Regions from separate parts of the Homo sapiens genome. Here region 1 is linked to region 2. Evidence: read pairs that join two places in POLR2A ChIA-PET (ENCODE). Cell type or tissue: B cell. All regions are shown on one strand. Links, peaks and the distances in the headings refer to the core of each region. The heading gives the core; the rest is flanking DNA.

The links. ChIA-PET counts read pairs that join two places held together with the same protein. Peaks named below come from ENCODE experiments on the same cell type or tissue, not always from the same donor. Only the 100,000 strongest peaks of a DNase experiment are listed, where the experiment ranks them.
Region 1: POLR2A ChIA-PET joins it to region 2 with 8 read pairs; 25 of 35 experiments call an interaction of 5 or more read pairs at or near these places.

Annotation. Positions count from the first base shown.
Region 1 is chr17:40,459,978-40,474,744 of GRCh38, forward strand. No RefSeq gene overlaps it. Among named protein-coding and RNA genes, the nearest start is that of IGFBP4, 24 kb to the left of the region's middle. RefSeq lists enhancers at 10,800-11,691, 11,692-12,581. In B cell, for the core only: no CTCF peak of the experiment used is centred there; no DNase peak of the experiment used is centred there.
Region 2 is chr17:40,540,132-40,554,898 of GRCh38, forward strand. CCR7 (C-C motif chemokine receptor 7) reads right to left here. Exons shown (of 3, transcript NM_001838.4): 3 at 13,638-14,767. The coding sequence ends at 14,611. Among named protein-coding and RNA genes, the nearest start is that of CCR7, 18 kb to the right of the region's middle. RefSeq lists enhancers at 2,417-2,546, 2,827-2,996, 7,420-7,659, 13,473-13,532, 13,623-13,742 and a silencer at 7,220-7,269. In B cell, for the core only: no CTCF peak of the experiment used is centred there; DNase peaks (open chromatin) are centred at 7,500 and 8,350; H3K4me3 peaks cover 733 bases; H3K27ac peaks cover 1,920 bases.

The DNA.
Region 1 (14,767 bases), core at 3,711-6,210, 83 kb before region 2:
CAGGTTGGGGAATCTCTGGAGAGCTGGCCAAGCCTCTGGGCCCTGCTTGCTCTTCAGGCCCTGAAGTTCCAGCCACTGCCATCTCCCACCTCTTTCCAGGAAAAGGCTGGTTGTCCTAACCCCGCTGTACCCTGAGCCACATTCTGCCACCAAGCTGCTCCAGGAATGTTACGAGGCATGCAGGATTTGGGATGCCTGCTCGGTCCTCTTTCCCAGTGTGGGGGGCTGTTATGTGGCTGTGTGGTAAATGGCCTGAAGTGTTACCTGACAGAGATTCCCCCTGTATTCCAGGCCTCTCTGACCTCGAAAGAGAAAGTCAAGGTGATGTGGTGGAATGGAGCTGGGAGGCAGGCTGGCCTCTGGGATGTTGGGTCAGGACCGTGGGGCAGACTTCTGGGCACACCCATGGAGGAGCAGACACTGCTGCAGCCAACCAAGGGTCTAATTAGATCCTCACTTCCAGAGTGACCTGTCCCCTCTTGTATCTGAAGCTCCAGGGTTGGGGAGGGTGGGGTCAGGGAGTGTAAGTGGAGGGAGTAGCTGCAGATAATTAGAAACATGCTCTACCGAGTGAGCAGGCGCCACCAGGACCACCCCACCCCTCACCCCCACCCCCCACCTCTTTTCCTTAGGTCCCCAGCCCCCTTCCCTTCTACCTGGACAATTCCAGCCAAACTGGGGGAGGCGCTGGTGGAGCCTGGGAGCAGCAACTCGGTGGGATTGGCTTCCTAGGCCCTTACACAGTCTCTAAAGTGCAAACAACATATTTTTGCCATGCTATAGTATTTAATTACACATAAAAACAGAGCCATTAAGCTGAAATTAAACCCTTGTTGGAGTCACTTAATTCAGGGCATGACAAATTGCTTTCAGTGGAGGCGGCAGTGCAGTCCCCCAGGGAAAGATGGAGATTAGTGGCTTCCATGGCTGGCTGGGTCCCCTCCTTCTCTTGGTCCCCTTGCCAGCTCTAAATTCTGAAATTGGGGTCAGAACCCTTTTTCTGAAGACCACCCAAGCCAAGGGGAAGCCTCTAGGTTTGTTCAGGAGGATAGGAATAGAGGGTTGGGGAATCACAGAATCACTGTCCAACCCAGTTTTAGACAACCCAGTATATTTATTGATGGGGAAGTCAAGGCCCAGACACCAAGGTTGTCCAGAGCCAGGATTAAAACTCTGGCACTAAGCCATAACTAGAGAGGCTGCTTTTTTTCCTCAGGCTTGTGTCCTTTGACCTTGGGCCTGAAGACAGAGGTTGAGGTTGGGGCCGCATGGATAAGGGGTGGGAACCAAGGCAGACCCTGGATGGGGAGGGCAGACTTCTCCAGAACTAGATTCCCACCTGGTCAAAGTCTGGAGACAGTGGGGAAGGGAAAATGACCCTGGGGTTTGGGCTGTCGAGGCGGCCATCACTTCTGGTGGGCGGCCTGGAGCCCAGACTCTGGCATCAGGCAGATCTGGCTGCTGACCAGCTGAGTGAGGTTGGGCAGGTAAGACCTTTTGCTCCCGTGAGCCTCCGTTTTCCCATCTGTCAAATGGGAGTAGTAATTCCTATCTAGAGTTGTGGAGACCATTATATGGGCATGATGCATGAACAGGCTTGGGGCTGAGCTCACTAAGTTCTGTTAGACTTCCTTCTCCGGACTTCAGTTTCCTCATTTATAACAAGATCCAGCTGGGATCTGATGGCTTTTGGAAGCTTCGCTTGCTCTTTTTATGCTGGCAGCCCTTCGTCCTCCCTCTAGCCCCTTTCTTTCCTTCCCTTTCCTTCTTTCTTCTGTGGGTTGAATGTCTAACTAGGGACAGAAGTCTGGGTCTGTGGTCAGACGATTGGGTAGGAAAGGGAGGTCTGCACCCCCTAAGGTTTCCCTGCCCCATGTGGCCCTCCTGTGGCTGTGTGTGAGGCCCATCTGGAGGGTGAAAGGAGACCAAATGGGACAGGGGCCGCGCTCGGGGAGGGGCTTGGGGGTCCTGCAGCAAGGGCGGGCTGCTCGTTGTCTGTGGCCTCCCTCCCCATGTGTCCTCTATGATCTGGGAACCTGTTCTCCTGATTGGAAACAGATGGGTCTGCTGCGGCTGGAGGCCTAAGCTTTCTACTCACTCCATGTCCTCCCCCAGGAGAGGAGGCGGGGGTAGACCAAGGGCAAGTGGTGGAGGTGTGTGTGGGGTCCCTCTTCGCAGGGGCTGCGGGGGAGAGCCCTTCTTCCCTTCTCCGTCTCTCTTGTGGCCTGGAAACCTTTCTATTAGCCTACAGAGGGTGGCTGGCTGTGGACAGCCTCTCACTGAGGCATGGGTGGGCAGTTTGCTACCTTACCTGATGCCATCCTCTAGGAGCAGTACCCGCTGCCCTCACCTCCCTACCCTGCCCCCCATTCTCAGAGCTCAGCTCAGCTGCAGATTGTCAAGTGGGGGCTGACCATGCCTGACCCCTGGTCTCCTGGAGTAGCCTTAAGGTCATTTCCTTCGCCTCGGCTTCCTTGGTTTTGGCAGACAGAGAGGTTCCTGCACTGGGGCTTGAGTGGAAGGGCTGGGGCTGGGCTGGGGCCCAGGGTTCCCATCATATCAGGCCTGGCAGCCACCTGGCTGCAAATGGCTCCCCAGCACAAATGTTTTGCAGCTGTCCCTCGGTCGGCTTGCCCTGGAGAGCCTTGAGACAGAGGTGGGGAGTCCAGGAGACAGAGGGCACAAGTAGAGAGCCAGGGTGGGTGGGGGACAAGCCCAGAGGGCCGCCCAGCAGACCCAGGCTGCTGGGAGAGTGACACTGATGAGGAATCTCCAGGTTCTTGAAACAGCCTCCGCAACTTGCAAGGGTTGGGATAGGGGCTTCCCGAGGCAGGATGACGGGGAGCAGGGGCTGCCTGGCAGGGCCAAAGCTCAGGGTCTCTGCTTCCCTCCTGGGTCCTGGTCTCTTGAGTAGAACCAGAAACTTCTAAGTTGGAGCAGTGGGGAGGGGAGCTCAGCCTCCACCCCACCCAGGGGAAATTAGACCAGACTTCCCAGGAAATAATTTCAATTTTCCAGCATCATGGAAGCCTAGTCGGACAATAGAGGATTTTTTCCCCCCAAAAAATTTTTAAAAAAGCACAAAAAAACTCCAATTGCCTTTGGCTGAGCTGTTTTCCAACTTCATTTCTCAGCCACAGTTCAAAACTTCTCATTCAAAGTGACATGTGACTGCTCTGTGACCCTGGTCCGCTCGGCCACCGGCCCTGTGAGGGGTCAGGCCAGGCCAGCACAGAACTCGAGCTCCCAGAATCTGTGACCACCCCCACTCCCAAAAGCCTTCCGAGGTCTGCTCTGGAGACAAGGCCCGCAGGACTGTCTCTGGGCAGCCCCAGCGCCTCACAATGAGGGAGGGGCTGCGGTGGAAACAAACCTGCCTCTGAAAGAGAGGAGAGTTTAGGGGCGGGTGATTCCTACAGCCCAGGCCCAGGCCCACAGGGGTTTATGTTACAATATAAACTGGGGCTTTAACAACTTTGAGACAGTTTCTTATTTTTAGGGTTGGGGCGGGGAGTGGAGGTTGTCTTAAGAATGCAAATGGGGCAGGGCACAGTGGCTCACGCCTGCAATCCCAGCACTTTGGGAGGCCGAGGTGGGTGGATCATGAAGTCAGGAGATCAAGACCATCCCGGCCAACATGGTGAAACCCCGTCTCTACTAAAAATACAAAAATTAGCTGGGTGTGGCTGTGCGTGCCTGTATTCCCAGCTACTCGGGAGGCTGAGGCAGGAGAATCGCTTGAACCTGGAAGGTGGAGGCTGCAGGGAGCCGACATTGTGCCACTGCACTCCAGCCTGGGTGACAGAGCGAGACTCCGTCCCCAAAAAAAAAAAAAAAAAAAAAGACTGCAAATGGGCCTTGTAAACCCCTCCACGGGGATGTTCTTAGGGCTCTAATGAGTGGGGAAGGCCCTGCAGGCCAGGGAAGGGCCAGCCTCCAGTTGTACTGTCTGCAGTCAGCAGCCCTGGGACACTGGCAGAGGACAGGAGGGTCGGTGCAATCCTAAGTGGCAGGTGGGCAGGGAGGGGGTAAAAGGGGGACGAGCAGAGGCTGCCAGGAGGCAGATCTCAAGGTTCTGGGGTGGGAGGTAGGAGAGGGGGCAGACCACACAGGAGGCTTTGGGGAGAGCAGGGCAGGGTCACGGCTGGAGAGGAGAGAGCAGGGTGTGTGTGTGCATGTGTGTGTGTGTGTGTGTGCGCATGTGTGCACATGTTCAGGGGAAGGGAAGAGATGGCTCTATCTTGTGGCTGAGAAAGGTCATCCCCAAGAAGAGCAGGGTTGGGACCAGCATGTTCCTCTCTGGCAGGTCCATAATGAAGATGGGAAACCGAGGCCTCGATGGGCCTGAACTGGCTTGTCGGAAGGTGTAAATGAACTGGTGGTGGAAGCAGATTAGAACTCAGGGCAGTATTCTTTCCCCCAGTGTCTCCTGGTGGGATAAAAAGGGGAACCTAAATAGGAAGGGGCACTTCGGGCACCAGAGAGGTGAAGCTAGGCCAGGGGCTTTCATTTGGGAGGAAGGAAGGAAGGGGGTGCAGTTTCTGGGCAGAAGAGCCATGATCCTACATGAGGGGGACGGAAGTGTGTGAGGTCCTGCTGGGGACCACACACTTATGTGGTGGCCTTATGTACCTGAGCTCAGGGGCAGATGAAGGCAGTGGAGAGGCATCTGGTTAGGACCCTGTGTAACACCCTCCAGAGGCCTCCTGTTGAATACCTTCCTTGGCCTGTAGAGCTCTCTCCGAGTTTCTCCAGCCCCTTTAGTGTGATGCTGCCAACCTCAGGGCCTTTGCACGTGCTGTTCCCTCTGCCGAATCACTCTCACCCCTGCTCTTCACAAGGCTGGCTCCCCTACCTCCAGCCTTCAGCCAAATGTCACCTCCCGTGAGAGTCCTTCCCTGACCATCCTAGGTAAAGAATCTCCCTCAACCTTACTTTTCTACCATCTTGTTTATTTCCTGCATAATGTTTTTCACAATTGTTTCTTGGGTTCCCCTGTTTTGCTAAAACACATGCTGGTCTTATTTAATTACACTTGAATCTCCAGAGCCGGGTGCACAGTAGGAGCTCAACGAATGCTTATTGAATGAATAAATGAATAAAAAAGGAAACAGGAAGCAGTCCTGGGTGGCTGCAGGGCTGAAGGCTTCTTATAAGGGGACCAGGGTCCTCTGCCCAGTCCTGCCTTTCTCTTCACTCTTCCTACCCTAGCCCCGTGGGGTCCCTGAGGACAGCCCAGGTGGCAGAAGCCTTCCTGGGACAGGAGAGCTCAGTGCAACAAGAAAGCTGGCACTTGAGGCCAAGCAAGGTGGCTCATGCCTGTAATCCCAGCACTTTGGGAGGCCGAGGTGAGCGAATCACCTGAGGTCGGGAGTTCGAGACCAGCCTGACCAACATGGAGAAACCCTGTCTCTACTAAAAATACAAAATTAGCTGGGCGTGGTGGCGTATGCCTGTAATCTCAGCTACTCAGGAGGCTGAGGCAGGAGAATTGCTTGAACCTGGGAGGTGGAGGTTGCGGTGAGCCGAGATCGCGCCATTGCACTCCAGCCTGGGCAACAAGAGCAAAACTCTGTCTCAAAGAAAAAAAAAAAAAAAAAGCTGGCACTTGGATAACTTTCTTTTTTTTGTTGTTGTTTTTGTTTTGAGACAGGGTTTTACTCTGTCGCCCAGGCTAGAGTGCAGTGGTGTGATTATGGCTCACTGCAGCCTCAACCTCTGGGATCAAGAGATCCTCCCACCTCTTGAATAGCTGGGACCACAGGTGTACACCACCACACCCAGCTAATTTCTGTATTTTTTTTGTAGAGACAGGGCTTCGACATGTTGCCCAGGCTGGTCTCAAACTCCTGGGCTCAAGCCATCCTCCTGCCTCGGCATCCCAAAGTTTTGGGATAACAGGCATGAGCCACCCCAGCCAGCTAGCCGTCTTTCTATCTATGCCTCTGTCTTTCTGTGGGTTCCTTTGCCTCTGGTCCTGGTTCTCTTATTTGGTTCTTATCTTTCCATTTTCTGTGTCTTGCTGTCCTGTGCTCCTGTCCCTTTTCTCCCTCTCCATCTCCCTCTCCCACTACCTCTTTTTTTGTTTGCTTGTTTGTTTGAGATGGAGTCTCACTCTGTCACCCAGGCTGGAGTACAGTGGCGTGATCTCAGCTCACTGCATCCTCCTCCTCCCTTGTTCAAGTGATTCTCCTGCCTCAGCCTCCTGAGTAGCTGAGATTACAGGCGCACGCCACCACACCTGGTTAATTTTTGTATTTTTAGTAGAGACTGAGTTTCACCATGTTGCCCAGGCTGGTCTCGATTTCCTGACCTCAGGTGATCCACCCACCTCAGCCTCCCGAAGAGCTGGGATTACAGGCATGAGCCACCACACCTGGCCTCCCCCTACCTCTTAAATCTGCCCCATCACTGGGTTTTCCTGCGTGCTGCTCCCCGACACTACTCCGTGGTCTGCCTGGAACCGAGGCATGCCCTCTCCTGCCACCACAAAAGACCCTCCGCAGTGCGAGATAGGCTCTGTCATAATGCCAAGGCTGCCTGGCTTTTGGGAGGGGAGGTGGATGGAGGAAGTGAGGGTGAGGCACCAGGGATCTCCCCACACACCTGCCCCCAAACACGTTGTCTGAGGGCTCAGGCGGCCCCCACCCTTCAGGCAGGGCAAAGTGGGTGGTTCTCTGTTCATCTTCCTCCTCTCCTCCACCATGCATTGGTTTCCATCTTGGCAACTTGGGAGAATGATTGGCTGCCCTGTCTGGGAGGATGGTCCTCATGAGGGTATCTCAGAGAGTCCTGCCTGGCTGATGGGAGGGGTGGGACGGGGCCCTGACTCAGAACTCAGGTTTTCATCCCTATCCTAAGCTGGATCCTCCTGGCCCTCCGCATTTCAGGAGAGGGTTCCATCATCATTCCTGTAGGCTGGAACCCTGGGAGTCCTTCTAGATAACCCCCTCCCCTACTTCTCACTCCTGTTCCATCTTGAAGTCCTGTGGATTTTAACTCGCAGTACCTCTCCACTCTATCCCTGCTGTCCTGCCTCCATCCAGGTCCTAGACGTAGCCTCCACCATTGCTTCCCTTGCTTATTCCACAGCCATTCTCAGCTTATTAATCGCCAGGTTTTTTTTTTTTTTGACAGAGTCTCGCTCTGTTGCCTAGGCTGGAGTGCAGTGGTGCAATTTGGCTCACTGCAACCTCCACTTCCTGGGTTCAGGCAATTCTCCTGCCTCAACCTCCCAAGTAGCTGGGATTACAGGCGTATGCCACCACACCCGGCTAATTTTTATATTTTTACTAGAGATGGGGTTTCACCATATTGGCCAGGCTGGTCTTGAACACCTGACCTCATGTGATCCACCCATCTTGGCCTCCCAAAGTGCTGAAATTACAGGCATGAGCCACCGCACCTGGCCCCCAATCAGTTCTTCCTACAATACCAGGAAATTGAGTCCTGTCAGCCTCTTGCTTCCCTGGCCTCTCAGGGAAGGGTCAAGACCAAAGCCCCCAACATGAGCTGGAGGTCCTGCTTGGCCTAGCCCCTGCTGACCTCACCAGGCCCCCTGCCCCTCACACCCCCTTGCTCTCTGGGGCCGCTAGCCAGACTGGCTGTATTGCATTCCCTTCCACCACAGGGTCTTTGCACATGCTGGTCCCTCTGCTTTCAATGCTCCCAATGCCCCCTCCTCCACACCCCCTGACAATGGATTTTTCTTCAGCTCTCATCTCAGCCATCATCACCTCCTCAGGGAAGCCCTCCCTGACTTCCCTGAGCAGGTCAATTCTCCTGAGTATTCATTTCAGAGCACCTTGAGCATCTTCTCAATGGAAGAATATTTAGTTAGGCATTCACAGTGCAGTTACTCTGTATCTTTGTCCCTCTTTTTCTTTTTCTTTCTTTATTTTTTATTTTATTTATTTATTTTTTGAGATGGAGTCTTGCTCTGTCACCCAGGCTGGAGTGCAGTGGTGCAATCTTGGCTCATTGCAAGCTCTGCCTCCCAGGTTCACGCCATTCTCCTGCCTCAGCCTCCTGAGTAGCTGGGACTACAGGCGCCTTCCACCATGCCCAGCTATTTTTTTGTATTTTCAGTAGAGACGGGGTTTCACCGTGTTAGCCAGGATGGTCTCGATCTCCTGACCTCGTGATACACCCGCCTTGGCCTCCCAAAGTGCTGGGATTACAGGTGTGAGCCACTGCGCCTGGCCTTCTTTTTATTTTTTTGAGAGGGAGCCTTGCTGTGTTGCCCAGGCTGGAGTGCAGTGGCGCAATCTTGGCTCACTGCAACCTCCACCTCCCGGGTTCAAGAGATTCTCCTGCCTCAGCCTCCTGAGTAGCTGGGATTACAGGCGCCCGCCACCACACCCGGCTAATTTTTGTATTTTTAGTAGAGGTGGGGTTTCACCATGTTGGTCAGGCTGGTTTTGAACTCCTGACCTCATGATCTGCCCGCTTCGGCCTCCCAAAGTGCTGGGATTACAGGCATGAGCCACCGCCGGCTATCCTTCATTTTTATAAGCTCCATGAGGTCAGGAACCTCATTCATCAGTGTAGTTCCAGGCTACATGTTTAGAAAATAAAAAACACAGGCCATCTAGTTCTGTGTGAATTTCAGATAAAGAACAAATAATTTTTTAGCATAAGTGTGTCCCAACCCCATCTCTAAGGGCTAAGCACAGTGCCAGATAAACAGGAGGCCTGAGGCAGATACTGAATGATTACTGAATAAATGTAGCAAGGGGCTTTCTGCCTGTCTCTTCAATGCCTACTGCCCATAGATGCTTTTCTCCTGTGCTCTGTACCCTTGGCACCTAGTAGCCCTATTTCTTCATTTTTTTTTTTTTTGAGATGGAGTCTCCGTCACTTTGTCACAAGCTGAAGCGCAGTGGTGTGACCTCAGCTCACTGCAACCTTCGCCTCCCGGGTTCGAGGGATTCTCCCGCCTCAGTCTCCCGAGTAGCTGGGATTACAGACATGTGCTACCATGTCTGGCTAATTTTTGTACTTTTTTGTGGAGATGGGGTTTCACCACGTTGGCCAGGCTGGTCTCGAACTCCTGACCTCAAATGATCCGCCTGCCTCGGCCTTCCAAAGAGCTGGGATTATAAGTGTGAGCCACTGGGCCTGACTTATTTCTCCATTTTGTAAGAGGGAATGTGTCTCTGTAGATTGCCTCGATTTGGGTCTCCTGTCTTCTGGCCCTGTTCTCTCTCTGGGTTTCCTTCTTTTCGGATGGCCCTCCTCCTGGTCTGTTTCTCCATGCCCTCTTTTATTTTTTTTTATTTTTTATTTTTTTCTGTTTCTCCATTTCTCTTTTTTTCCTGTCTTTTATTTTCTTGAAAAGGAGTTTCTCTCTGTTGTCCAGGCTGGAGGGCAGTGACGTGATCACTGCAATCTCTGCCTCCCTGATTCAACAATTCTCCTGCCTCAGCCTCCCGAGTAGCTAGGATTACAGGTGTGCACCACCACGCCAGGCTAATTTTTGTATTTTTGTAGAGATGGGGTTTCACCATGTTGGCCAGGCTGGTCTCGAATTTCTGACCTCAGGTGATCCATCCCCCTCAGCCTCCCAACGTGCTGGGATTACAGGTGTGAGCCACCGTGCCTGGCCCTGACTTTTTATTTTTGTCTCCCTCTCTCTTTGCTTGTCTTCCCTCCCTTCTCCCCATCCCATCTACTCACAAGTAGCTGGGGGTAGAGTGGTTTCCCGGGGGTCTCTGTCTTTCCCAGCCAGGATCCTTGGGTCTCATTATGGGGCGTCCACGAAGGAGACTTGCTCTGGCAGGAGTGGGTTTCAAGCACTGCAGGAGGAGGTAAATTTGCTTGGAGCATTTGGTTTGGATCCTTGGTCCTGATGGAAGATTCTGGGTGGGGGATTACAGGGGAGATGTGCTGGCTTCTAGGCAGAAAGAGAGAGGCATGACTTTTTCAATTTCCTGAGTAGCCTGGGGCTAGGGATCAGGGTGGGAGGGGGAACCTAACCCCCAATGGAAGAAGAGGCATTTGGCAGAGACACCAGGAGGGACAGACAACCCTGTCCTGGTGTGCCTGAAGGCAGGGTATTGGATTTGATGACCTTGGGCTCAATAAACTCCAAATGTCTGCTTTCATCTCCATCACCATCGTCATCATTATCATCAGCAGCCATGGGATCAGATTGCCTGGGTTCAGATCCCACTCTGCCACTTATGGTTGAACCTTGGGAAATTTACCTAATTTTTGAATCCACAGTTTCATGTCCATCAAATGAGGATAAATAATAGTACTTAGGTAGTGTTGTTGTCAAGATTAAATGAGCTAACATATGGCAAAGCTTCTAACAGATACTACAGACCTACCATGTGCCAGGCACTGTTCTAGACGCTGGGGATTCAGTGGTGAACTAGACGAGTCTCTTTCTTCATGGAGCCCTCATTCCCGTGGCCCAGCACTCAGCACACATTGAGTGCTCAGTGAGAGAGCTGCAGATATGCTGCCCTTCCCATAAGGAGCATTTATACAGCACCCCAGAGACTCTGAAGTGCATTCATGACTGGTGCATTTATAAGGCTTCCCACAAACTTCATTCTGTGAGGTGGGTATTACAGTTGAGGAAACTGAGGCTCAATGCCCAGAGAAGTGACTTGCCCCAAACTGTGCAGCTAACCAGTGGCAGAAGGGACCTGCCACCAGATCTGCCTGACACCCAGGTTTCCATTTCTTTTTTTTTTTTTCTTTTTTAAGACAGAGTCTCACTCTGTTGCCCAGGCTGGAGTAGAGTGGCATGATCTCGGCTTATTGCAGCCTCTGCCTTCTGGGTTCAAGCAATTCTCCTGCCTCAGCCTCCCGAATAGCTGAGGCATGCACCACCGCCCCTGGATAATTTTTGTATTTTTGGTAGAGATGGGGTTTTTCCTTGTTTCCCAGGCTGGTCTCGAACTCCTGACTTCAAGTGATCTGCCCGCCTCAGCCTCCCAAAGTGCTGGGATTACAGGCATGAGCCACCACACCTGGCTGGCTTCCAGTTCCTGATGCAGAAGAAGCAAGTGTGTGTGTGTGTGTGTGTGCGCGCGCACGCATGTGTGTGTGTGCATGCGTGTGTATGTGTGTGCATGCATAGATGGGAGCGGAGTGAACTAAGGATATGTCCTTGTCAGTGTTCACAGGGTGTCAAGTCTGAATTCTTGGAGGGGAGAACATTGCTTCCTGGGGCACACGTAGGCCCCTCCCCCAGCTCCTGGCCAACCCTGCCTGCCTGGCTCTGCGTAGTTCACTGGGAGTGCAGCGCATATTTGTTGAATGCGTGAATGAATGAGTGTGTGTTGCTTGCCCTCCTACCCCCTCCTCATTCTTCCTCTCTGGTTCCCTCCTTCCTGGCTTGTCTGCCTGACCCCCAGGCCTGCTCCAGCCAAGCTCTACTTGCCTTTCTTGGCTAGTCCAGATGGGGAGAGGAGAACACTGAAAAGCCTTCCAGGAAACACTTACAAAAGAAGCCCCTGGCTGGCCCTGGGAGCCTGGGAAATCGAGGGTCTCCTTTCCTGGGGCTGAGGGCTCCAGCCTGGCCAGGACTGCAGCTTGGTGGGGATGGGGAACATGACCGGGCAGGACTCTGCCTGGATGGGTGCTGTGGATTGAGCTGTGTCCCGTCAAACTCGCATGCTGAAGCTCTCACTCCCAATGTGACTATATTTGGAGATAAGGCTTTTCTGAGGTAATTAAGGTTCAGTGAGGCCACAAGGGTGAGATTCTAATCAGATAGGATGGTGGCTTTATTTTATTGTATTTTATTTATTTATGTTTTTGAGACGGAGTCTCTCTCTGTCGCCTAGGCTGGAGTGCATGATCCACCCGCCTCAGCCTCCCAAAGTGCTGGGATTACAGGCATGAGCCACCGTGCCCGGCAGGATGGTGGCTTTATAAGAAAGGGAAGAGAGGGAGAGGGATCTCTTTCTCCATGCACACACACTGAAGAAAGACCATGTGAGCACACAGGGAGAAGGCAGCCATCTGCAAACCAGGAAGAGAGTCCTTATCCAAACCTGGCCATCATGGCACCCTGATCCTGGACTTTCAGCCCCCAGAACTGTGAGAAAATAAATTTCTGTTGTGTAAGCTGCCCAGTCTATGGTATTTTGTTATGGCAGCCCGAGAAGATGAATAATACAAGGGGGAATGCAGGCCCCTGGTCCTGTTCTGTCTCACATAGTCCTCCCAAGCTCAGAGGGAACCAGGGACCCAGGCCTGGATCGAGCAGACTCCTGCACCAGCCTGTCTCAGGGTGAGAGCTCCTCTTCTTAGGCTCTCATCCCTTCCCTGGTCTGAACTCCAGGTTCTCATCCCAGCACCCTTCTCCCCAGCCTGGGCCTCAGATGCCATCTCCTGCCTCCACTGCCATATTTCTAAAGCAGAAATCTGGTCAATTACTCCTCAGCTGACATGTCTCCCTGATGCAGGGCAGGCGAGCCCCAAATTGGGGCTTAGCCTGGGAGGGTTCTTGGCTTCATTCAGGGAATAATTCAAGGGCAAGCGGTGATAGAAGAAAGCAGCTTTCTAGAGGTGGCAGTGTCACAGCCCTGTGACTGCTCCTGCAGAGCAGGGCTACCCCAGTGTGCTGAGAGCTGCAGCTCAGTAGCTTCCACACTCATATTTGCACCCACTTTTAAACACATGCAAATTAAGGGGCAGATTATGCAGAGATTTGTAGAAAAAGGGTGATAACTTCTGGGTCATTAGGTTGTTGCTGCCATGGAAAGGGGTGGTAATTTCTGGGTGTTGCCACGGCAATGGTAAACTGACATGTCACACTGGTGGGTGTGTCTTATGGAAAGCTCCTCCCACCCCATCCCTGTTTTAGCTAGTCCTCAGTTTGGACCTGTGTCCAAGCCCTGCCTCTGGAGTGCAGTCCCGCTTCCTATCTCATCCTCATTACCTATGGGATAAAGCCCAAGCAGGGTGCCATGTATGACCATGCACTGCATAGCCCACAAAATCATACACAGCAGGCCTGAGTCCCATCTCCTTCATTCAGCAAGTATTCAATCTCCAGACATTCTCAGCTGGCACCCAAGGGTCCTGAGGGTCCTGTTGCTGTCTTTTTCTTCTGCTTTCTCTCTCACCTACTCCCTTAGGTACCATGTACTTGAGCCACACCAAACTTGGTACATCTTTTCATACCTGTGTGCTTCACACACGAATGTCTCCATCTGCTTTCTGTGAATGCTGGGGCAATAGGATGGGCATGGACTTGAAATCCTGTTTCTCTGCCATTTACAGTTAGGTGAATGTGGGCAAGTTAACCCTCTGAGCCCCAGTTTTCTAATCTGTAAAATGGGATTAGGCTTATATAATGTGCCTCAGATTGTATGTAGCACATGAGAGCCCCTCCCCACTCCTAAAAGTTGGTTTCTAACTCTCTTTGCATGCCGAACTCCTATTCATCCTTGAAGACCCAACTCAAATGTTACCTTCTTGGTAACATTGCCCTCCTTCCCTTCAAGTGGGTAAAGTTTATCTTTCTCAGTTTCTACTCTTTCCACCAGCCCTGCATAGCACTTATAAACCTCTGTTGGAAACACTGTCATATTTTTCTGTTTTCCTGGTTCACATGAATAAAGCACACAGCCAGAAAACATTTGTTGCATGAATTAAGGCACTGGCCCCTGGGTTGAAAGCCTTTAACCCTACCCCTGCCCTGGGTCTAAGACCTTGCCCTGGGTCTAAGCCCTGGCACAAGAATGCAGGATCAGAGGCCAGAGATAAAACAGAGCAGTGAGCAGCCTCCGCCCTCGGTGGGGCACGGGCATGGGGCGGTGGCTGGTCAGATGGTCGGGGTAAGGGCACTTCAGCCTCCTGGAGAGGTCTCTGTAGCCTGAGAGCAGGCAGGGTTTAGAGGGTGTGGGAACCTGAGTTTTTGTTTGTTTGTTTGTTTTAGAGATAGCATGTTGCTCTGTCAACCAGGCTGGAGTGCAGTGGCACGATCACAGCTCACTGCAACTTCCGCCTCCCAGTTTCAAGGGATTCTCATGCCTCAGTCTCCCGAGTACCTGGGACTACAGGTGCGCTACCTTGCCCGGCTAATTTTTGTATTTTTTGTAGAGATGGGGTTTCACCATGTTGGCCAGGCGGGTCTCAAACTGGAACCTGAGTTTTGAGAAATGATTGGCAGTGCGAGAGTCTCCCCAGTTCCCTTCTGCTGCATGTCCAGCCACCTGGGACAACGGGGCGAGGAAATTCAACTGGAAAAGAGCAAGAAGGAGGAAAGGTTTCTCTGCAAAGGGGTGATCGAGTAGAGAAGGCATAATGAGGAGAGATGGTGAGAAAGGAGAGAGGGGAAGTGGGAGAAGAGAGGGAGGGAGGGTGGGTGGTATGAGTGTGTACGGAGATCAAGAAAGGGATGGAGAGGGATGAAAAGACTGGGGAGAGAGACACTGGAGCGAGGGCTGCGGCAGGGGTTAAGACCCAGGGCTATAAGGCCTGGAGCCTCCTGGAGAGAACACTCCTCTGGTGTCCTTGGGTGGATAAGATGGCTCCTCCCCTCCTGGTTCCTGGCTCAGTGGTTATCCTGCCTCCCCTCTGCTGTCCAGCCCTCCCACCCCTGCCGGGCTGGCTGCTTTGCCCTCAGCAGTCTTAAGTCAAGTTCTCCGCTAAACCTTCTTAGGGGAAACATGAGCTGTGGCAAATGCAGCAGAAATGATCGCCTTCCACGAACTCTGTTCCATGCTGGGCCAAGCGGGGCCACAGCAGGAGACTGAGAGGAGACTGAGAGGAGTCTCCATCTGGAACTGCACTGGGG
Region 2 (14,767 bases), core at 6,430-8,929:
GCCCCTTGCTTCAAGAAAGGCAAGGTCTGGAAGGTGGAGGAGAGGTGGCATCTGGGGCAGAGTAGAGCATGGAGGTCCTCCGTGCACAGAGGAGCAAAGCTGTTGCCCCCTGCTCTTCTTCAACGTGGGCAGCTAGGACCTAAGCTCAGCACCACATCAACCTCATCTGACACGTGGCTGGAGGAACAGGGCAGTGGTGGCTGTGGTGGGTTGGCCACAGCCTCTCTTGGGCATGGCTGACCAGCTCTTTGGGCATAATGTAGCTCTTAGGAGGCCTAGGCCCAGGCTGAGCCCAGCGTGGGGGAGTAGGGAGTCTCAAACCTATTGGGCTAAAAATCAGCTGAGGGCATTGTTAAGATGCAGGTTCAGATTCCTTAGGTCTGGGGCCTGAGGCTCTGGTTTTTCACAAGCTCCTGGGTGGTGCTGAGGCTGCGGGTTCAGGTCATACTCTGAGCAGTGAGTGTGGATGCCTGGGAGTGAGAGGCTGAGCAAAACACTTTCCTGGCTGTGACCTTCGTGTCCCTTCCGGCTGTGACACTTTGTACATCGCCAAGACCACAAGTTGAGTGGGTGGTTGGGGCGCGGAGCTCCTGCACTCAGTTGCCCCACTGGCGGAGGAAGGTGGCTGCCCTTTGATGTGATGAAAAATAAGAACAGTCGCCAACCATTGAGAACTTACTCTGAGGACACCTCATCACTTGTATGTGGCAGAACATGGCCCTGAGATGTTTTTGAGGCTTGGAGGACCCTGAGTTATGAGAAAGTTTAGGGAGGGGAAGCACTGGTTTATTTGGGAATTATTCCCATCCCAGGTCTCTCTGGCTCTTTTGAGGGTCAAGGGTCTTATCAATCCCTTTCTCAGTGCCCAGCACAATGCCAAGAGTTCAGGGAGAAAGCAGATACCCCACAGAGACCTAGACAGGCCAGAGGCACTGTCCCTGGGCAGGGGAGGCAGGTCAGGCCGGCGGTGCTCACCCAGGGAGGCTCCAGGAACTCAACTCGGGCCTCTGATCAACCGCAGATAAACACTGAACTTTCTACCTGAGGAAGCTCCCTGGCAGGGCTGGGTTCCTGTCAAGGAGACAGAGAAAGTTTCCATTGAGTGGGGGTGTGTGCATGCGTGCGTGTGTGTGTGTGTGCATGTGTGCGAGTGTACGCGTGTGAATGCATGAGTGTGTGCGTGCATGTCTGTGTGCATGCATGTATGTGTGTGCATGTGTGTGTGTGTCTGTGTTTGTGTGTGTGTGCATGCGAACATGCACCGAGGTGCCCTATTATCTTTTCCTCTCTGCAGAAAATCAGGTCAGTGGTTTGACTGTTGTTGTTAACCGCAAGGTGGAGTGGGGAGGTGGCCTGAGATGCTGAGGCTGGGCTAGAGTATGAGGGCCAGGGTATGGGGCCACCAGGCTACAGGGCCCCCAGGAAGCAGTGGCAATGGATGCCAGTCTGGGGAGAGGGTGCTGCCTGCCATGTCCTGTTTCCCTCCTAGCATTACTCTCCCTTTCTTTAGGGCCTTGGCTGCCTGTCCTGGTAGCCGCTGTTGAATAACCCAGGGACTGTGGCTGAAGAGAGGCAGTCACTCTGCCTTGTGGCTCGGGACACGGTGGAGGGGTGGGAGGTGCGGGCAGGGCCCCCCCATGGGTAGTAGTAACAACAGCCAGGCTCTGGCAGTCGCACTTTCACACCGGAGTCCTCACCTCGCCCACAGTGCCCTGGAAGCATGAGAGCAGGTGTTATTGTTGAGGGCACTGAGAAAGAGAGAGAGAGGGGCCAAAGAGCTAGTTCAAAGGCATCCCGGTTCTCACTCTGGCCTCAGACTCCCCTTCTGGGGTCCTTGAGGGCCCCTAGGCCACCCCGAGGGGTTGGAGGAACACTTTGTCCATTCCCCGTGGCAGATGGAAGGACTCCGGAGCATGTCAGCTGCAGCCTGGGCCTCTGTTGGGTCCTCGGCTCTGGGTCTCTCACAGGCGGCCATCAAGGTGTTGGCTGGGGCCTTGGTCATCTCAAGGCTGGAGCAGGAAAGGACCTGCCTCCCCAGGCCCTAAGCTTGAATGGTGCTGGGGACAGGGGGCAGCACTCTTCTGGCACGGCAGCCCCTCCTCCGTCCTCTTGGCATCTTGTCCTTAAAGTTCATCGTTGCCTCGTCCGCTAACCTCCTCCCCCTCCTTTCCGCCTCCATCTCCCCAAGTCCTTCTCGCCTCTGCTTTTGCTTCCACGGCTGTTTCCTCACGGAGGCTCAGACAATAGAGGCTAATGATCCAACTGCTGAGAGCACACCCTCCTCTAGCAGCCAGAAATCATCTGTTACCCATCGCCCGCCCTCCCTGGGGCCCAGGCTTCCAGACTGAGACCTTTTCCTTCCCTCCCACTTCTTACTGGAAATGAGCCCCCGTCCTTCCACTCCCCCCTAACCCCCCAGGCCTCCCTTAGGGAGGTTCAAGGACTCGTCTCTGACTCCACCTATCTACTGGGTACCCCTCTGCAGGGGGGAGGCAGGGGCTGGTGCCCACGAACTCTGGAGGCCCTTCTGGGAGCACAGTCTTGCCATGACCTCTCTAGGTCAGCTCAGCTCCCTGTGCTGGACACAGACCCGGAGAACAGCTCAGCACGAGGTTACCAGGCTGACGTTGCACAGACTGTGCTGGAAATTACAGAGTGCCTTGGAGGGAAAAACAAACTGGGGTTTCAGTTCCCATGGAAACGACATCTATTTGCAGAGGTGCTTGCGTCAGAGCCCGGGACCCTGTGCTTGGCAGGGATGGGGTGGATGTTAAAAGGCAGGGTCATCTGTTGACTGTCTGGGACTCTTCCAGGACAGTGTCTGAAATGGGGCCCTTACCTTTAGCCATGACAAACAGCTCTTTCCACAGAGGGGCCTGTCTGCCTGGGCATGTCTCTGCAATGCTGGGGTTTTTGGGTAGATTTTAAACTTATGAGTCAAGGGTGTGGGAAGACCCCACATTCGCCATTCATGAGCATTTATTCCACGAGCATGTTTTGACCTATGATGTGCCAGGCACTGGGCTAGGCCAGCCAATCAGGAGTTGGTCTGGACCTGCTAAGTTTGGGGCCTAAAGTCTCCCTTCCTGGGAGGAGCTTTGGTCAGACAGGGGCAAAGTGGGGACCTGCCAGGGACCACGTGACGTGGGAGCACACAGGCTCAGCAATGCCAGTCCCCTCACTCTGTAACCAAAGCAAATGCCTTCTGTCCTCGTGTGTCACAGGGGAGTAATTCCTCATCTCACGGGGAAAGATGACCCCTAAACTAGCCACTGAGGTCCCCACAGCAGAGGCGATTATTCCAGCTATTGTTATGGAAGAGTGTCTATTGTTACCCTCTCTATCACTTTACACTTTACGAAGAGCTGTACATCCACTACCTCGTTTAATGTAACACTCCAGGGAGGTTTTAACAACATCACACCTGTTTTCAAACGGGGAAACTGCATCGAGGGAGGAGAAGGCACTTGTCAAGGTCACACGGATGATAAACGGTGAGACCAGTATGGGAATCTGAATGCCGGACCCCCTGCTTTGCCCCCTCCTCCCTGTCCTGGGGCACCTGGTGACCAGACCTCCCACCCTGGCAGGCCTCCAACCAGCCCGGCTGTTTCCCACGCCTGGGGAATGGGAACCAGCTGTGTGCTAGTGCGGTGGGGCATGGATTGTTCTGGATCTGGTCTCATGGAGACTGCACATCAGAAAGACCACAACCCTCAACTCTGCTGCTCACCCAAGTCACTTCACTCTTCCTTGACTCAGTTTCCCTCTCAGTAAGTTGACAGAAAGCCTGTGAGGGGATCTGAGTGACTTATGTCCTATAAGAAATCTGAAGAAATAGGCCGGGCGCAGTGGCTCACGCCTGTAATCTCAGCACCTTGGGAGGCTGAGGTGGGCGGATCATGAGGTCAGGAGTTTGACAGCAGCCTGGGCAACATGGTGAAACCCTGTATCTACTAAAAATACAAAAATTAGCTGGATGTGGTGGTGCGTGCCTGTAGTCCCAGCTACTTGGGAGGCTGAGGCAAGAGAATCACTTGAATCCGGGAGGCAGAGGTTGCAGTGAGCCGAGATCGCGCCACTGCACTCCAGCCTGGGTGACGGGGTGAGACTCCGTCTCAAACAGACAAACAAAAAAGAAATCTGATGAAATAGTTTCTTGTTGGTGGCCACTTGGACGACCTTTCCTCTCTCCTGTGGGTGACTGTAATTGGAATGGGGCACACTGGCATGCCCCTTAGGGCCCATTCGTTTTTCCCGAATCACTCTTTAAGAATCTGGTATCACCTAACAGAATGATGGGGTTTTCAGGGAAGGGACAGAGGCTGGGACAATTTTAAATAGGGATGCCTGTAATCCCAGCACTTTGGGAGGCCGAGGTGAGCGGATCACTAGAGGTCAGGAGTTCGAGACCAGCCTGGCTAACACAGTGAAACCCCGTCTCTACTAAAAATACAAAAAATTAGCTGGGCATATTGGCGGGCGCCTGTAGTCCCAGCTACTCGGGCGCCTGAGGCAGGAGAATGGCGTGAACCCGGGTGGCGGAGCTTGCAGTGAGCCGAGATCGTGCCACTGCACTCCAGCCTGGGCGACTGAGCGAGACTCTGTCAAAAAAAAGAAAAAAAAAAAAGCAAAGATTAGCTGGGCGTGATGGCGCATGCCTGTAATCCCAGCTACTCGGGAGGCTGAGGCAGGAGAGTCACTTGAACCTGGGAGGCAGAGGTTGCAGTGAGCCAGTGCACTCCAGCCTTAGCGACAGAGCAAGACTCTGTCTCTAAATAAATAAATAAATAAATAAATAAATAAATAAATTAGGAAGGTTAGGGTTGGGGGTGGAGAATACAGGTTGGGGGTAAAGAATAGAGGAGGAGGCCAGGCGCGGTGGCTCACACCTGTAATCCCAGCACTTTGGGAGGCCGAGGCGGGCAGATCATGAGGTCAGGAGATCGAGACCATCCTGGCTAACGCGGTGAAACCCTGTCTCTACTTAAAATACAAAAAATTAGCCGGGCATGGTGGTGGGTGCCTGTAGTCCCAGCTACTCAGGAGGCTGAGCCAGGATAATGGCATGAACCCTGGAGGCGGAGGTTGTGGTGAGCCGAGATCGCGCCATTGCCCAGCCTGGGCAACAAGAGTGAAACTCCGTCTCAAAAAAAAAAAAAAAAAAAAAAAAAAGAATAGAGGAGGAAGAAAAATTTCCAGGCCTTGGAGTCCTGCTTGGTTTGGGTAGGGGGTGGGGCAGGATGGGGCTGCAGGATCCTGAAGGTCCCTGAAGTGATGGTGGCCATGAGGCCATGAATTACATCCACCTCTGTGCTTGTACCTGGCTGTGAGGTGTGAAGTGAGACCAGGAGAAGATGGGAAATAAACGCGTTCCAAATGTCTGCTGTAATGAGGGGGTCTGGAGTTCCTGTGCCAAGAATCAGATTGCAGGCCTGATCACGAGACGAGCTGTTGATTGCTGCAGGAATCCAGGAGGTGTTGTGTCTGTGTGTGCCTTGCCACCCTGCAATGTAGAATTGGCTATCCCATTCCACAAAGGAGGAAGCTGAGGCCCGGAGTTACACGGCGTGCCCAAGGCTGTGTAGCTAGTAAGAAGGGAGGTGGGCATCCTCTGACTGACTCTGAGGGCGGGACCGCCCTGTGCTTGCGGGGAGCACAGGGGCATTGTTCTTACTGCTTTGGGTCCAAGACCTTCTGAGCTCTTATGAGACCACTGCTGGGGCCAGCTCACCTGGGGACTCAGTTCCTGCCCCCACTCCCCACCCGTTCTTTCTTGCCCTCTCTCTCTCCCTCTCCACCTCCATCCCTGTCCCCTTTCCGTCCATGCGCCCACCTCCCTGGCTCTCCCTTTCTTCTGGTCCCAGCCGCTGAGTGGGGTGGGTGAGCCCAGGGCCGAAGAGAGAGGTGGGAGATGTTTGCAGGTGGAGGACATGAACCTGTTTTCTCTCCAAGCCCCTTCCCTTCACATTGTTCTGCTGCCCCCAATGTTAAGTCAATTGAATTGTGTCAGCAGGCTGCAGGGCATAGGCTGCATGTTGTAGCGTTGCTTGTGAGCGTCTGGACCCCTTCTGGGTATCAATGTGTGTGCTTTGGCGCGTGAACATGGGGGGCTATTGCTGTTTGTGTGGGTGTTGCATTTGTGGCATGCATGTGTTTGTGCATCTGTGTGTATGTGTGTAGCGGATGCACTCTTGTCTATATAGGTAGGATTTTTTTTTTTTTAATTTTACTTTAAGGTCCAGGATACATGTGCGGAATGTGCAGGTTTGTAACATAGGTATACATGTGTCATGGTGGTTTGCTGTACCTATCAACCTATCATCTAAGTTTTAAGTCCCTCGTGCATTAGGTATTTGTCCTAATGCTCTCCCTTCCCTTGCCCCCTACTACCCGCTGACAGGCCCCAGTGTGTGATGTTCCCCTCCCTGTGTCCATGTGTTCTCATTGTTCAACTCCCACTTATGAGTGAGAACATGTGGTGTTTGGTTTTCTGTTCCTGTGTTATTTTGCTGAGAATGATGGTTTCCAGCTTCATCCATGTCCTTGTAAAGGACACGATCTCATTCCTTTTTGTGGCTGCATAGTATTCCATGGTGTATATGTGCCACATTTTCTTTATCCAGTCTATCATTGATGGGCATTTGGGTTCGTTCCAAGTCTTTACTATTGTAAATAGTGCTGCAATAAATATACGTGTGGATATGTCTTTATAGTAGAATGACTTGTAATCCTTTGGGTATATACCCAGTAATGAGATTGCTGGGTTAAATGGTATTTCTGGTTCTAGATCCTTGAGGAATCACCACACTGTCTTCCACAATGGTTGAACTAATTTGCACTCCCATCAACAGTGTAAAAGTGTTAAAAGGTATGCTTAAGCAGGTAGTGAACGCTCTCATGAGTGCACACCCACAGGAGCAACTGCAGAACCTGTAGGGCCCATTGCAAAATGTAAATGCTGCGCCCCTTGTTTAAAAATAATTAAGAATTTCAAAGTGCAGGCAGCAAAGCATTATACCCAGCATGGGCCTTAGTGCAGGGCCTTAGTGCAGGGCCCAGAGTGACTGTGCAGGTCGCGGCCCATGAAGCTGGTCTTGTATGGGGGCAAGTTTTCTATTTGTATGTGTATATGTGTATGCTGATTGTGTGACTGCTGTGTTGGTGTGTGTGTGTGTGATGTGTGCGGTGGTGTTTCTTGTGTGAATATTGAGCATCTGTATGTGTGGGCTGTTTGTGAGGTGGGACAGCTCTTGTGAGTGTGAGTGTTCTTGGGCACGAAATCTGAACCCTTTCCTCACCACCCCAAGGACAGACTCCCTTAGCAGCTGCCTATGCCTGCCACCGATGCCTATCAAAGGAGAAGTGTGTTTTATTTTTGGCGCCCTTGCCGCCTATTCCCATGGTGCCCTGGGAGGCTTTTGTTTGACTGCCTTTGTTGGAAGGGTGACAAACACTTCCCTCCACCTGCTGCCATGGTGGCCCCACCAGAAACCACAGCTGGGGGTGGAGCAGCTTCCTCAGCCCCTCACACACTTGCCCTGCACCTCGTGCAAGCATCAACATGCCCAGAGCCCTACCCCGCTGAGCACTGGCCTCCCAGACTCTGCCCAGACAAGGCACCCATAGCAAGTCAGAGCTGGAGGCGATGGGTAGAAATGATTTGGTCCAGCAACCTCATTGTACAGCTGGGGAGCTGGAGGCCCAGAAAAGGGAGGTGACCTGCCCATATTGCCCAGTGACTAGTCTGTGGCAAAGCCATCTCAGCCCTCTCAGTCATCTGCAGGGCTAGCCCATGGAGGAAGCCTAGGTAAGAAGCAGGGCCTAGAGGGGAGAAGCAGGGACAAGGTACTGTGGAGCAGCAAAGACCTGGTTATTGCCCAGCTGTGGGGGTCACAGCCCCTGGCAGGTGGGGGCTGTGTCTTTGTTATTTGATTCTCCCTTCTCCCAGGTCAGAGCTCTGTGTCTGGCAGGGTTTGAAAGATGTTGGCTGGACACAGCACAGTGCCTGGCACTCAGTAGGGGCTCCAGAAATATTTGGTATTAAACAGCTGTTTAGTTGAACGGTGAAGTAGGGTGACTAAAGCAAGAAATTTGGAGGCAGCTAGAACTGGTTGAAATCACTTAGTAGCTGTGTGACATTGATAAAGTTACTTAACCTCTCTGAGCCTAAGTTTCCTCATTTATTAAATGAGACTCTAGTAGAGTTGTTGTGGGGATTAAATGAGATAAGATACTGATGCTTAATACAGTGTATAGTACGTAACAAAATCTTAATAAAGTTGCTAGCTGTGTCACCACAGGTAAGTTACATGAGCTCTCTAAACCTGTTTCCTTCTCTGTTGTCATAAGAATTCAATGAAAGGTTGTATAGCTAGCCTAGTCCTTGGTGCATCACGGGCACTTAGTAAATGTTAGCCTGTCTCCCGCCTAGGTTCATTACCCCTCCACCTCTTCAACGTCTCTTTCCTCTGCCCCCCAGCCTCTGTGATCGCTGCCATCCCTTCCATGGCATCTCATCTCTCATACCTTCTGTCTCCCAGCCTCTGACACTCCCAGCAACAAAAGCTCACAAGGTCTTTCGGTCCATGGTTTCCTCAGGGTTCGGCTCTGATGAGCATGGGTGGGAGGGGGGCAACTGAGAAGGAGGCTGAGGACAGGACAGGTGTAGTCCTTGGACGAAAATCCCAGTTCTGCTTTTGACAAAGGATTTAAGGATTCCGGCGTGTCTAGCCCTGTGTCTTGCCCTGGAGAACAAAGGCAGAGGGATGTCTTCCTGAACAGCCCAGGCACAAAGCTGCCACCATTCTTCCCATTCCCTTCCTCCTGATTTCCAAGTCCAGAGGTTGTCAATAGCACTCTCAGCAGCTGAGCTTCCCTGAAATCGGGGTGTGTGGAGGAGGGCAGGTGGCAGGTAAGAGATACTAGTGCAAGCAAGAGGGCGTGTCCAGAGAGTCAGTTGTAGGAGAAGTCTCTGGAGCTTCGGGGCAGGAGGCAGAGCTGGCTCCCACATAGGTGACCCCCTAGCACCGGCTTCACCATAGGCCTGGGCCAGGCCACAGAAAACACCCTCTGGGCCTGGGAAGCAGATTGAGCCATTCAGTCTTTACACGTGGTCAGGTTTCTGCTTCAGTCACTTGAGTGCAGTTTCATAAACCAAATGAGATCAATGAGCTTGTCCTTTCCAGGCCTCTTTTTAAACATTGGGAAATGGTTTGGGGGCATCTCATCTGCTGCATCTGCTGTGCTTCCCAATGTCAGATATTATTTACTTGGAGCAAATATAAACTATTCTGTCCTAAATAAACTCTGACACAGGAACAAGAGGACTTCAGGGCAAGAACCATCTCCTTACCTTCCCTCTTGCTAGTGGGCACGGATATGTGACCTGGAGACCTATTGCATCATGCAGGAACTGAGCCAGTCCAGAGCTGGCCAAGCCTGTGCGGAGATGTTTATTTACCCAGAGATGAGAACCTGGAGGCCACACTATGTGGTGGTTACTGTACCACGTAGGACAGCCCAGCTAGCGAAGTCCCTGGGGTTAGTGAACAACACACAAAAATAAGGTTATATCCATCCTCAAAGTGAATATGGGCAGGAGAGAATCTGACAGCGGCAGAGGAGTCTGAATTGGGTCATGCACAGACACAAAGAGAGGAGCCCGTGGGGAATACACATCCTGGCGTTTCTGATTTCGCACGAGATCAGCTGAGATTCGCTTAGTCTGGAGCAGCTCTCCACAGAAAAGGGCCTGGGGAGCTTTTTCTGCACACAGACTCCTGTCTGTGTCTCTGCCTGGGCCCAAGAGAAGTGAAGGAACAGAGGGGGTGGCTGCTGGAGGAGTTGGGACTTCTCAGACAGCTGCTCCCGTGGGTTGGAGTGCTAGGAGGGCTTGCTTTTCTGAAGCCTGATAGGGTTGCTCTTTTGAGTTGAGGGAGAGGCCCCCCCCCAACCTTTTTTATTCTCCTTGGAGTTTCTCTAGGGTCTCAGACCAGAGACACATGACCGATTCTAACCATCTTCTCTGCAAAGAAGGCCATGGGCCCACCTGTCTCTAAGACTAATAGAGCCCCCTTCTCCTCACCTGAGATTGGGAGACCTGGGGAGGCTCTATGTGTGTGTGTGTGTGTGTGTGTGTGTGTGTGTGTGTGTGTGTGCACATGCATGTGTGTGCATGCAGGATGGGACATCTAACTACCCACTGAAGATTTGCTTCAAGTCCCGCCCCCAGTGTATATTCCCTAAAACCCATTCCTGCCCCATCTTCCCCCTGCCTTTCCCCCATCTCCTTTGCCTTAATTCCCCCCACAATCCCTTTAGGTCTGTTTCTTTTCCTCCAACTGTTCACCCTCAACAAAGACATGTAACTGAGAACCATTCCCAGAGAAGACGGCCCATCTTCCTTTCTTAAAAAGATCAGTTGCCTGATTTCCTTTGGGACCGCTGCCATATTTCTTTTATATTTCATTCATTCTCCAGACTCAGTGATAAGGACAGGAACTATTTAAAGGGGAGAAGGGAGGTTCTCCTTAAGGACCTAATCAAAGGACAAGATGAACGGTGCCTGCCGGAGAGAACGAGACAGCGTGGGATGAGGGCGGGTGCCACGGTGGATGTGCAGGGATGTTCCCGTGAGCCCAGCAGGGTCTGGTGGGAAGAGCTCTGGTTAGGAGCCCAGGGAACTAGGTTAAAGTTCCAGCATTGCAAAGACCTCCCAAGAGACCTCAGGCTAGTTGCTTCCCTCTCAGAGCACGAGTTGACTCACCATGCAATGGATGGAAAGGCCAGATTCACTCATCTCTAAATTGCCTTCCAGCTTGAATTATAAATTCTGTGGGGATGGAAATGGGCTAAGGAATTGAATTTGGTTTCCTTGTGGTTAGCAACTTTTTTTTTTAAGTTACCGTTTCTTAAACATCTCCTAAAGATTACCAACAACACATATGTAAGTTTTTCTAAGCATTTTACATATATGGATTCGTTGCCTTCCACAACAATCCTAGGACATAGGTACCATTAGTATCCCCATTATACAGATTAAGAAACTGAGGTACAGGGAGGCTAAGTAACCAGCCCAGGCAGTGGAGCCGGGGTTCAAACCAGGCAGTCTGGCTGCAAAGTCCCTCTTCCTCACCACCACACTCAACATTCCAGGCACTGTGCTAACTGTTTACACAAATCCTCTCCATTTTGCAGTTGAGAAACCCAAGACTCAGACCAGTTGGGCAACAGCTGAAGGTCACATAGCTGGGAAGCAGTAGAGATGAGATTCAAAGTCGGCAGAGCTCCAGAGTCTCTGCTCTCCCCCACACCCTCCTGCAACCCTGCCAGACGCTCAGGCTTCCAAAGCAAGTTTAACCAATATCCCTGCATTGCCACGCCTCTTCAGGCAAGTCAGCTTCTCCCCGCTGGGCCTCAGTTTCACCATCTAGAAAATGACTGGGGGATTGGCCCAGCTGATCTTTGAGGTCCCTTGGAGCTCTGTGAGTCTGTGATGAGAAAGGTGTGGTGCTTCTAGCTGAAAGGGAAGACCTGTGGCCTGGGAATACCTTGGGCTTGGCTTGGGGTTGCAGCCAGCAAGGATGAGGGAGATGAGGGCCTGGGGATGAAATGAAAAGGAAATTTCAGGTGACTGGAGAAGGCTTATTGGCTGTGAACCTGGGAAGAGGGTTCAGATGTATGAAGCAGGTAAGAAAAGAAGAGAGAAGCCCTGGGTGGGCCTCCCAGGGGGCCTTTTCCTTCTTCCCAGGGGTCACCCCAAGCTCAAGATGGGCACATGAGAGCCTCGGGCAAGGGAGCAGGGATCAGGCCAGCACTGAACCGAGGTCAGAACTTCTGAGACACAGCAGTTCGAGGGAATTGACATTGCTGGGGGTTTTGTTTTCTCTGTAAATATTTGGAGATGTCCAGTTATTCTAGAAAAATGTATCTGCAGCTGAGGGGGCGCATTTGTGCGGCTGGCCTGGCTGCCTTTTGCATGACTGCTCTGTTACATTCTTCCCCTTCAGGAACCGAGGGTTGTTTTCCCATCTGTAACCTCATTAGGATGTCCACACCAGCGGGCTCCACACGCACATGCGCTCCGGCAGGTTCCCCTCGGGGACACACACGCACACTGGCATTGCCCCCTGGCCACACGCTCACGCACACAGTCGCAGCTGTGCCTTTTAATATTTAATGCCATTGCTGCAAACGCCGCTCCACGCTGACTGCATCCGTGCCAGGCTCATTCCTCTCAGGGCGCCAATTCCCGGCTTGGAGACCAGCTGACAAATCTTGTTAAAAACCTTCCAGCCCAGTGCATCTCTCGGAGGAGGGTAATGTCACGTGCTTGCGAGATGAGCGAATGGGTGTCATTACCAGGCAGCTCCATTTTCAACGAGGCTCTTTCCACTTGGGGAAATGGATGGAATCACCTATTGCGTGAGTGCCTCAGCCCTCCCTCTAGCTCCCCACGGCCCAGAGCTATTGCAGCTCTGGGTCCTTCAGACCCCTCTTGACGCATTGTAGGTTGGACTGACCTGCTCTCTGGCTTGCAGAAGTCACGGCTCTGGGTGGCACCAAGGCACGAAATGACACGGACACCTGGCCTGTGTGGGGGCCTTTGTCTGTCCCTCTCTCCCTGCTCCTCCACAGTCAGTATCCACACTATGGTTTGAATGTATGTATCTTTCCGACATTCATATGGTTGGAACATAAACCCCAAGGCAATGGTATGAGAAGTTGGGGGGGGCCTTTGGGAGTTGATTAGGTCATGAAGGCTCCACCCTTGTGAACGGGATTAATGCCCTTATAGCAATAAAAGAGCAGGAGGGAACTAGTTAGGCTCATTGTGATCTTCCACTCTTCTACCACATGAGGACACAGTGTTTGTCCCCTCCAGAGGGCATGGCAAGGCCCCATCTCGGAAGCAGAGAGAGTCCACACCAGACACTGAATCTGTTGGCGTCTTGATCTTGGACTTCCAATCCTCTAAAACTGTGAGAAATACATTTCTATGGTTTGTAAATTACTCCATCGGTGGCATTTTGTTGTACCAGCAGGAAGGGACTATGACATACACCACGGAGGCCACTGCTGCTACAGTGGCTAGCAGAGAGGATCATGGGTGGTTCCAGCTCTCATGCCAGCAAAGGGTCTCATCCCTGACCCCTAGTCCAGTATGCTGTGGTCTCCAAGCCCACAGAAAGGCCCTCCCTCCAAACCCCAGCTTTCAGAGTCTAAGGGGCTGACAAAAGGTTAAGGGCTCTAGTTCTGGTCTGAGCTGGGACAGGTGAGCAGGCTACTGTGCAAGAGCTGCTAAATGCAGAGTCCCCAGGTATCGAGGTTACCCGGAAAAGTTGGCCTTCCCAAAGCTGCAGTAGGATCAGCATGTCCGGTTCAGTGCTGACTGTGCAGGCTTGGGGCCTATCCCTTGAACTCTGGAAGGGTATTTGCAAGATGGACCTCCTGTCCTCATCTTCCTTCTACCTTTCAGCCTCTTGGTCCTGTGTCACCAGACGGGCTCAGAGCATTCCTGAGCAACTTTGTGGTTCTGAGCGTCTCTAAGAAACGAGGCCTGGGAGAGGGCAGGGAGGAGGGGAGAGGGGACGGTCAGGTGGGGTGTGGGGGATTGCAAAACAAAGACACGCTCATTTGCCATTTACCAAAGACTTTTTTTTTCTTTTTCTTTTAAAGCTGTTGTTTCCTCAAGGGAAAACTTTATCTGTGTGTGGGTAAAATGTTGCTCTCTTAACGAATCGAAAGCAGAACATGAGGAGAGGTTTTCAGTCCCTGTGACAAAGAACAAAGAACAAGCTCGTGGGCCTTGGGCGGCCACTGTCACCCTCCCCGCCCCTGACATTTCCCTTGTCCTCTCCTCCCATCCCAGTGGAGCCAAGAGCTGAGTGCATGTCATCCCCACTCTGGAGCCCAGAGTGTGGCTTTGATCACGCGGAGGCAGCTGGCCTGGCCTGCAGGAAACACCACACTCTCCCCTGTTGAGAGCCTGGGAGGGCGACGCGGCAAGTGAGGGGATGAGTGTGCTTTTAGGGCGGCGTGGCAGCTGCCATTCCCGCTGGCTTGGAGGACAGTGAAGAAAACGATGGAGGGAGGGGTTCAGAGAGTTTGTTTGACCAGCTGATGTCCGCTTTTCCTCACCAAGCCAAGAAGTCTCCCCACTATCTCTGGTCTTGGAGATAAGGCCTGGTTTTCGGAAGAGCTGGTCTGAGCATTTGAGTCTGTGGGAGGCCAGAAGGTTCATTCAGAGGACTCTTCAGGCCACTCCCACGCCCCTTGCACTCACCCTCCTTGGCCCCTTCACTCCAGCAGGTGGGAACAGTTTCTGGACTTTCACTTTCAGTTTTTGGTTTAGGGGACAATAGCCTCTGTTTCCCAGTGTTGTCTGTCTGGTGTTAGCTTATCAGCCCTGTCTTTTTTTGGCATTGGTTGAGGTAGCTGGGATTGGGGTGAAGCTATCTTCTGGAGCAGGGGCTTGCACTCTGAGGGGAGAGCTGCTTTTCCCTGAGCAGCTTTTGGCGGGGGGATGTCCTGAGTCATTGCATCTGCTCCCTATCCCCACCCCAGGGACCCTGGGAGAGGTCCCTCTAGTCCAGGCAGAAGAGTCGCCTATGGGGAGAAGGTGGTGGTGGTCTCGGCCTCCACACTCATGGAGGAGCGCCGGATGTGCCGACAGGAAGACCACTGCCGGAGCTGCTCCTGGCTGAGGCAGCCCAGGTCCTTGAAGAGCTTGAAGAGATCGTTGCGGAACTTGACGCCGATGAAG